2 separate regions of the Homo sapiens genome follow, and region 1 is linked to region 2. The links are chromatin loops, found by intact Hi-C in ENCODE. Cell type or tissue: ascending aorta. All regions are shown on one strand. Links, peaks and the distances in the headings refer to the core of each region. The heading gives the core; the rest is flanking DNA.

Region 1 (2,500 bases), core at 1-2,500, 170 kb after region 2:
CTCCATCGTGGAAGCGATTGCGACTGTTGACAGAGCTATAAACTCAACCCGAACACATTTGTTTGACAGGTATCGTGGGGCTGTAAACACGCTGACCCTCAAATCACTGAGCTTTAGGGTGAAGGTGGGAGTGATTAAAGAATGCATGCAGTTCTAATATATGAATTTTGATTTGATTATCTGATGATCAAAATGTTTAATTTAAAAATCATGAACAACATGGGCATCTGAGTTTTCTGGGGGTTGAAATAACAGAAGGATGTGTGCTTTTCAAATAGAATTTGGCTATGATCCACAACCAAAACATTCTTTGAAAATTTCAACTCATTCCTTTGGCTTATGACTAAATGATTTGGCAAAAACAAATAGTTTAAAAGTCATTAGTGTATTTGTTCACGTTGCTGATTCCAAAGCAGTTTTTCTGCATCTTATGTGAAATGCAATATCTGTGATTTTCTCTATTGACTTAATTAATTATTTGTTTTTAGTGTCTTCCGGTTTTTGTCTGTTTGTTTTGTTTTTGTTTTGTTGCCTCCCACTTCGGATGAGGAAGGTATAGTACATTATGTTGTAGAAAGTAGCCGTAGAAATATTAATAGCAATGATTATATTTTGGGGTACTATGAATTTTATCTTCAGTAATTTGTTTCATTCTTCCTTTCTTCCCCCTAAACTCTGGTTAGCCGTCCTCGTTCTCCAAATGATTTGCTGGCCTTGTTCCGGTATCCGAGGGATCCTTACACAGTTGAACAGGCACGGGCGGGAGAAATCTTTGAACGGACATTGCAGCTCATTCAGGAGCATGTACAGCATGGCTTGATGGTCGACCTCAACGGAACAAGTCAGTGCCAAAGCCTTTTCTTCCTCCTCCATGGCCTGAGTAACGGGGTTGAACACGCCTCAGTTAAGTCACATTCCTAGGGAAGAGTTCCAGCATTTTCTTTCCCACTGTGCTTATGAACTGTGAAATTATTTCCTTAAACTGTGATTCCTCTTGAGCCCTACAGCCCTGTCGCTCTCACTTTGGTTTAATAGGAATCTCTGGGGGACGTGAAGTCCCTTGGAGTGCTGATCAGGCTACAGCAGGTCCACCTGCCCTGAGTGGGTTATGCCATCCTGGCCAGGGTGGGTTATGCAAGCCCAGTCCCTCTGCAACAAATGAGCCATAAGGGAGGACTTGGCAGCGTGCTTGCTCCCTGAGTGACGTTGTGTCCTGGGAATGCGGTGCCACGCGTATTAGGAGGGTTGTTTTGGAAGAGTCCCGGGTCTGTGAAACCAGCTGATGAGATCACCTCGGGCTGGTGTGGAGATGCTGTTGGGGGAGGTATGTCCCCCACTCACTCTGCTCTGGCACTTTGCCGTTGCCCAGTAAATAACAGATGCCTTTACATGTCACGATTGTCCTTGCTGGTAGTAGTACTATTGATGAACCCATAGAAGACCCTGACTTTCTCATGTAAAAACATCATTTTCAGCAGCAGCTGGTTACTCATGGTTCTGTACACACACACACACACACACACACACACACACACACAGAGCACGGAGGAGAATGTAACAGTAGCTGTCCCTGTGGGATGAAAGAACTGCTTTATAATTTTTCAGTTTTCCAAATTGTTTTCATTGAGCATAACTTTTACGATTAGAGCAAAAAATGTTCTTCAATGGTTAAATGAAAGAGACGTGGAATTGAGACCTGTAGGGTGATATATGCCCGTCTTCGGAGTAGAGTGTTGCTCTGAGCCAGCCCCGTCCTGTTAGGTTTTGGAGCCCTGTTGGTGCTGAAGCCTGGGCACCAGCCAATGTGAAGCTGTATGTTCCGCAGCTCCTGCTTCCTGATCCTCTCCTGGCCTCTCGTGGCTGGGGGCGGGGGTGGGGGCAGGGCAGGAAATGTTGGAGTTGGAGACCTCTGGATGTTTCTGCTTTTCTCGATGGGTGAAACTCCAGCCTCACCTCCCAGGCACATTCTTGGGGAGAAGCATCAGAGCCCATTTTGTTATTTCAACAAGTATTTATTGGGCACTTTCTGCTTGTCAGGTGCAGGGGGAGACTAGGATGAGAGGTACCAGGCATGGGTCCCAGCCCCTTCCCAAGTCCCTGGTGCCAGTCTCCTGGTAGAAAGGCCATGTTCTCTTCTCCAGAGAATGAAGAGGGAGTTACTAAGTGTAATTTCTTGCTACTCCCTACCTTTCTTCATTTAGTTACAGGATCAGATCTTTAAACATTACTGTGGCAGCCCAGCAAGTGGGTTCTGCCGCCACCACAGAAATAAAGCCATCTGGAAATGTCTCCTCAAAGGCAGGCTGTTGGAAGCTGTTCCTTGTGAGGAATTGCATGTCCATTGTGTGTCATTACATGCCAATTATAGAAAGATTTAGACTCAGGGAAAGACAGAAAGGAAAGAGTAAAATCACCCCAACAATGTGAAATCATTTTATACATTTGCTGTTTACCCAAGCAGCAGTTAGGTGCACATGCAGGCACTCATTTCTTCACTTAT
Region 2 (6,670 bases), core at 2,268-4,767:
CTGACCCGGTACCCGGTGCTGCGTCCTAAAAGCACCTCAGACCCTTTGCTTCTTTTCCTTTAATCTCCATCTTTTAGTGTTTGACGGGAAGCAATTGGGAGGGAAAGAGTCAGATTCAACATCTGTCTCGAACTGTGAATCCCAAAGGGCCCTGTGAATAGCAGCAGGGAGAGGTGACATCTGGTCAACCTCCTCTGCCTGAAACAACCCAGTGTTCTGGCCCAGCGCTGACCAGGGTGGAGCGCGACCCTGCTTTGTTTTTGCAGGAAGATTCCCTCCTGAAGCACTCCCACATTCGCCCGCCCCCCAGCCCTCCCCAGGACCTGGCAAGCATTCAGCAGATGCTGAATGAAAGCACTGAGCTTCAGCAGGGCCCTCTGCGCCAGCGCAGGAAGCCGAACTGTGTCCCATGCCCGAGCACCGTGCCGGTCTTCTAGTTTGTTCTCCAAAGTGGCACAAACAAAGCAGCTTAAACCCAGGCCCTGTCATTAGCTCAGTTTTCCCATGGTGGAAGCCCAGGCTGGCCTAAGGGGGTCCTCTGCAGGTGGCGTCCCCCCTGGAGCTCACAGTCCAACTCACAGCTCATGCGGGTTCCTGGCAGAACTCAGCTCCTGAGCTTGCAGCTGTCAGGCCCGACTGTCCTGCTGGACGTTGGGCAGAGTCGTCCTCCGCGGATGAGGCCCCCAGGTCCTGGCCACACAGCCGGTGGCCTCACTGCTTGGCAGCTGGGCTGGGGTCTCATAGGATGTCACCCCATCATGGGGGCAATGACTATACTGTGTTCACAGGACCATCCACACTCAAGGACAGAGGCCCACGCACGGCAGGTGCACACGGGGAGACTTTGGGGCCACCTTAGCATTCTGCCCACTGGAAGGGGACTATCCAGCCACTGCGCTAGGATCTTCAGAGAAATAAAAATTTCAAGACAGTCTCTGTCCCAAGAAACTTAGCCTGTTATAATTTTATAGGGAAAACCAATATACAAACAAAAAATTAACAGTACAAACAAATAGGATCATTCTTATATCCAATAAAGAGATGGGGAACCTGATCTTTTAAAAGCGGGTTCCCATATGTGAATTAATCTCAATTAAACAAACAAAAAACTTTGACGTTCTCATAATTAGTGTGAAGCTAAGACTGTAATTCCAATCTTTTGATTTCTCCAAATAATTTCTAATAAACATAATATTACTTGATTCTTAAGGGAAGAGTAAGTAGGTTTTCAGGAGTATGCCAACTTTTTAATGGAATTATGTTATAACATGTAAATTCTACCAATGTATCTGTTTTCTGTAACTGAACTAATTTCTGTCTCCTCCTCTACTGTATGGTGAGAGCTTGCTCGCCATAACTAGGTCGCTGTGGTGCCTCCCCCCCATCTTCATCCCAGGTGCACCTTTGGGGCAGGTGGCAGCTCCTGGGGGGCCCCTTTCCCTGCCAAAGCACCAGCCTCATGGGCAGCTCCTCCACCTTCCCGGCTCCCAGCCCTGAGGCCTCTCTGTGTCTGTCGCCATCAGGAAGGCAGGGGAGTGGCGTGTCTGAGGTCTCTTTCCCCAGCTCCATGTTGCTCTCAGGGGAAAGGGAGAAAGTCTGGCTCTCAGGCCACTCTCTGAGGACCCACAGGCATCCAAACCCCTTACTCCTCTCCCTCCTGTCCTCTCCCTTCTCTGTCTCCTCCCTGGAGATTCCTCCACCGCTACCTGATGGGGATGCATCCTTCCAAATCTATGGCTGCTGCCAGGAGTTCCTCCTATCTCTGGGATGTGTCATCCACAAAGCGAAGCCTTTGAAACGCAAATGCCTTTTTCTCTGATTTTCGCTTCTAACAGCTGTTCCTTGAAGCACCAAATGCTAGCCAAAATGGTGGTAAAATGCATAAGAAGAACAAATTATGCATCAGCCGGGATACTGCGGAGTCCTCCCCCTCTCTCTCCTCTGGATGACTCAATATGCATCAGCCGGGATACTGCGGAGTCCTCCTCCACTCTCTCCTCTCGACAACTCGCTGCACGGATCCATCCCTGAGTGCTGGTCAGTGCTCCCCAAAGGAGCCGCAGAGGGCGGCGTCCCGGCGCCACCCTCGCATGGCCTGGCCGGGGTGTCACAGGCTGGCCCCTGAGTTCTCACAGGGCCCAGGGCACAAACTTCAGGACGAGAGCAGCTCAAATGCAGAGGCCCATGCCCCTCTCCTCCCTGTGCTCAGCCTTCTCTGGGATCCGAGCTCTCCGTCCAGGCTGGCGCTGACGTCAGACATGTTCTGGCCTCTATCCTGCCAGCCTTCTCAGCACTCTGGGTTGGAGGGAACATTCCAGGAAGGCAGTATTTCCCAGAGGACAGAGCACCGCCCTGCTCTGCTGGGCACAAAATTACCTAACCCTAGAGAGACGTGGAGAAAATACCAAACTGAATCTACATTACAGATTGTTGGAAGAATTGGTTGGGGTCATGTATCTAAAATGCTTAATGCAGGCTCCTAAGCATAGGAATATGTTTAGTAAGTCTAGTCTGCTTTATTAGCTATTATTTAAATTTGTTCCATAGCAAGAATCACTCTCTGTTTAGAATCCAAACTAAAAACGTTCCCCAACCCCCATGGAGAGGGCTTGGCACGTTCCCTAAAAAGTCACTGAGCATCCCACATCACCTCTGCCCGGCGGCCCCGCTGGGGGGGGAGGCGCGGCCTCATCCCATGGGTCGTGCCAGGGACGGCGAGGCCCAGGCCAACACTGTGCCACGTAATGGTCACTGGACACCTGAGACTACTCAGCTCTTGAAGTTTGGCTCCTGTGACAGAGAACTTTTAAAAATTGTTAGATTTCAGTAAATATAAATGTAAATTTGACCACACGGGACGAGGGCCGCCACCACTGGCAGTGCAGGGCTGAACACGCCTCCAGCCACGGATCTTCCTACAGGGACCCAGCCTCATCGCTGCTCGTGCCAGGAGCCTGACCCACCTGCAGGGCTGAACATGCGGCCAGCCACGGGTCTTCCTACAGGCACTCAGCCTCATCGCTGCTCCTCCCAGGAGCACGACCCACCTGCAGGGCTGAACATGCAGCCAGCTGAGGGTCTTCCTGCAGGCACCCAGCCTCGTCACTGCTTCTCCCAGGAGCCTGACCCAAGCCCCGCCTGCAGCCTTCGCTTCCGTCCTGGGGGAGCTGCTCAGAGGCTGCCCTCCAGCGTCAACCACACCCACTCCAGCCCACTGCCTGCTCCCTCCTCCAGGACCCCGGAGCCGAAGCCCTGAGCCAGATAGGGTGGACCTGAGTGCCCCAAGTGGAGAGAAGGCTACAACTACAGCTGCCACAGCTATATCTATGACAATGAAGGTTGCAGCCACAACCACAGCAACAACAGCCTCACAGCCACAGCTCTGACAACAGCAGCAACAGCCCTCACTACCACAACCACCACGACTATAACAGCCAGCACCACCAGCTGGGTGCCCCTGCTGGGTCTGCCTGGGGAGGCCAAGCTGCCACAGGGCTGTGCAGCAGGACAGGTGTCTCCTCATTGAGGATCTTTTCCTCCCACGTGTCGATGCCATTTGAGGAGCTTAGGGCAAAAGCTCACATTTGCAGAAGAGTTATGGTTCACATGTTAAAAAGAAAACGAGGTGCAATAAGGTCCCTTTCACAGGTGTAGGGGCCAGGCCATCAACATATCCCTTCAGGAGACACAGCCAAGCCACAGCAGTGATAACGTTAACAACCGAGGCTCCTGAGAGGCAAGCAAAAGGAGAAACAAAACTAAACATTTCCCTTCTGCTAGGATTACACTCAGTCCTCAGCAGCAAGCAGCTGCTCCTGAGAAAGAGAAACCCTCCAGGAGAGGAGGGTTTCACTGTGGACACAGCAGCCCTGGTGAGGCAGTGGCTCCTTCACAGGAGAGGAGGGTTTCACCGTGGACACAGCAGCAGCCATGAGGCGGTGGCTTCTGACTGCCAGGGACCCAGATATCCGGGTCCTGCACCTCAGCCCCTGACACTCGGAGACCACCTCAGGGTGAGTTTGCTACCACAACAGCCATCCTGTCCCTGGAGGAAGGAAGGGGACCCTCTCGAAGGACACAGGCTGTAGGCCACACTTCTGCCTCCACCCTCAGATCCATGTGGTCCCAGGGCCAGCCCTCGCCATCCTGTGGCAGCCAAGTGCCTGCTGAGCACGCAGGAGCATCCCTGGGGAAGAGGGGCTGACAGTGGACACACCCTGCGCTCTCCAGGAAACAGACCCAACCCACACAAAGATGGCAGACACCTTGCAGAAAGGTGCACGTGTGTTCCTCAATACTGGGTTTATTAGGCATCTCTATTGGGAATCCTAGCCAAGCTCTGCAGACTGAAATCACATATATCTCCACTAAATCTTAAAACACTACTAAAATGACCCACTCTCCTCTTATAAACCCACAAATATAATGCAACTAAATAACTAAATAAGGAAGGGAAGTGCAGACCATCCCATCCACAAAGCACTGGGAGCCGCCCAGCCCAAGCACACATGGCTCAGGCCTCAGCTCCCTGCAGAGGAGCTGTTGGGGAGGGAGAGGATGGGGGTGGAGAGAAAGAGTGAAGAAAGAACCCAGAAAAAGAGGAGTGAAGAGCATGCAGAACCTCCATAGAAAAGAGGCTGGGACCTAGAGTGGGGATTCAGAGTTGGTCGGAAAACAGAGGAGTAGTTGAATTGTCTAAGAGGGGTTCGACTCCCGGATGCCCTGCCACAGGCCTCCTTCTCCCCGGCAGAAGGATAAGCTAGAACAGAAGCTCTGGAGCTAGTGCTAGGAAGAGCTGGAAACAGGATGAGCCGTTGTACTGAAGATGGGAACGTCAAGTGAGATGGACAGGCCCCAAGGCCTTGGTCCCGTGTGGCTCCGGGAATCCAGCGGCTCCTCCTGCTCCTCTGCCTTCTCCACTCCCCGCCACTCCAGACAGAGCAGGGGCCTCTTCTCTAGAACCAACAGATTCAAGATAAAGGGCCTCCAGGCACCAATGTCTGGGATGTATGCGTGAACAGCCAAGGACTCCGGCCACTGAAGGCAAGCAGTAAACAACATGGCAGAAACCAAGCAAACAAACCAGCCTTACCAGGGGGCAAAAGAAGCTCAGAGGAAGCAGAAACATTTCTGGAAAGAGGAGCAATCTTTTTAAAAACCTATAATTTGTCATCAGACAGAAAAGAACAGAAAGAACATTAAAATATATTGTATTCATAACCCAAGAAACATTCAGAGAACACGAATATCTATTTTAAAAAATAAATAAAAAGTTTACTTTGAAAGTTAAAATGTAAAATTGAGGTAATGTCCCATAAATTATAAAGAGATGAGAAAAGAAGATAAAAGATTTTGTTAAAAAAAAATAAAGAATTCAGGAGAGTTAGTAATCAACTAATAGGAGTTTCTGAAGAAGTAGCGAGAGTAGAGCAAATGGAAGAAAGAAAATTCCCAAAGAAAGAAAACAAGGAAAATCCCCATGGCAGAGATCTTGAGTTTTCAGATATAAAGGCCTCGTTGAGTAGCCACGCAATCATGAAATGGTTCTATGTCGTCCGGGGCTCTACCTGAGAAGCAGGACCAGTAGGATTTATATATGGACGGGTTCATCACAAGGAACTGGCTGACACCATCTGGGACCGGCTCCACAAGTCCAAAATCTGTAGGGCAGACAGGCAGCCTAGAAACTCTTGTTCAGGAGAAGTTCCATTCCACAGGGAGAATTTCTTCTTCCTCGGGGAAACCTTAGTTATATTCTTAAGGTCTTTTGACTGCTTGAGTCCGGCCCACTGAGAGTATTGAGAATAATCTCCTTACTTAAAGTCAGCTAGGCCAAGTGTGGTGGCTCACACCTGTAATCCCAGTATTTAGGGAGGAGGACGCAGGAGGATCACTTGAGCCCAAGAGTTTAAGACCAACCTGGGCAACATGGCAAGACATCATCTCTACAAAAAATTTAAAAATTAACCAGGCATGGTGGTACATGGCTGTGGTCATAGCTATTTGGGAGGCTGAGGAGTGAGAATTGCTTGAGCCCAAGAGTTGGAGGCTGCAGTGAGTATGATCATGCCACTGAACTCCAGCCTAGGTAACAACAGCAAAACCCTGTCTCAACAACAACAACAACAACAACAAAAAGCCAACTGATGGTAGATGTTAGTCACTCTACAAAATACCTTCGCAGCAACACTTAGATAAGTATTTGATTAAACAACTGGATGCTGTGTCCTCTCCATGTTGACATATAAAACTGTCATAGCCAACCACACAGAGGTTCATCATCATGAAATTTTGAGAACCTGGAGTGGGGATACAGAGAAAGAGAGGGACAAACAGAGACAAAGTGAGAGACAAAAGAAAAGGAAGCTAAGAGATGTACTCAACAGCAATGCTGGAAACAAGAATCAAATAGAACAATGCCTTCAAAACTCTTAGGAAAATGATTGCACACTCAGTATTCTATACTCAACCAAACTATCAATTTGGAATGCAAAAGCAGCAAGCCCCATCCAATGGGTGACCAAGCCCCAGCCCTTCTTACTCCTCTTGAGTGGGTGCTCTCTTCTGAACCCATTGCTGCCTCAGGCTGTACTCCCTCATTCCTCCCCCAGGCCCCTCTGCCAGCTTCCTCGCTGGCCCCCCCCCACTGCCCTCTGCCCTCTGCAAGCAT

What was found. Peaks named below come from ENCODE experiments on the same cell type or tissue, not always from the same donor. Only the 100,000 strongest peaks of a DNase experiment are listed, where the experiment ranks them.
Region 1: a loop joins it to region 2, with 7 times the contacts of the local background. A loop is called at or near these places in 9 of 110 quality-filtered maps.

Annotation. Positions count from the first base shown.
Region 1 is chr2:1,651,969-1,654,468 of GRCh38, reverse strand. It overlaps PXDN (peroxidasin), which reads left to right. Exons shown (of 23, transcript NM_012293.3): 15 at 1-69; 16 at 684-841. Among named protein-coding and RNA genes, the nearest start is that of LALTOP, 28 kb to the right of the region's middle. In ascending aorta, for the core only: no CTCF peak of the experiment used is centred there; DNase peaks (open chromatin) are centred at 18, 848 and 1,188; H3K4me3 peaks cover 899 bases; H3K27ac peaks cover 2,500 bases.
Region 2 is chr2:1,820,007-1,826,676 of GRCh38, reverse strand. All of the region lies in intron 21 of MYT1L (myelin transcription factor 1 like), which reads left to right. LOC124905967 (a long non-coding RNA gene) reads right to left here and starts at 3,132. Exons shown (of 4, transcript XR_007086192.1): 1 at 3,048-3,132; 2 at 1,707-2,382. RefSeq lists an enhancer at 27-584. In ascending aorta, for the core only: a CTCF peak has its summit at 3,284; DNase peaks (open chromatin) are centred at 2,676 and 3,216; H3K4me3 peaks cover 984 bases; H3K27ac peaks cover 1,974 bases.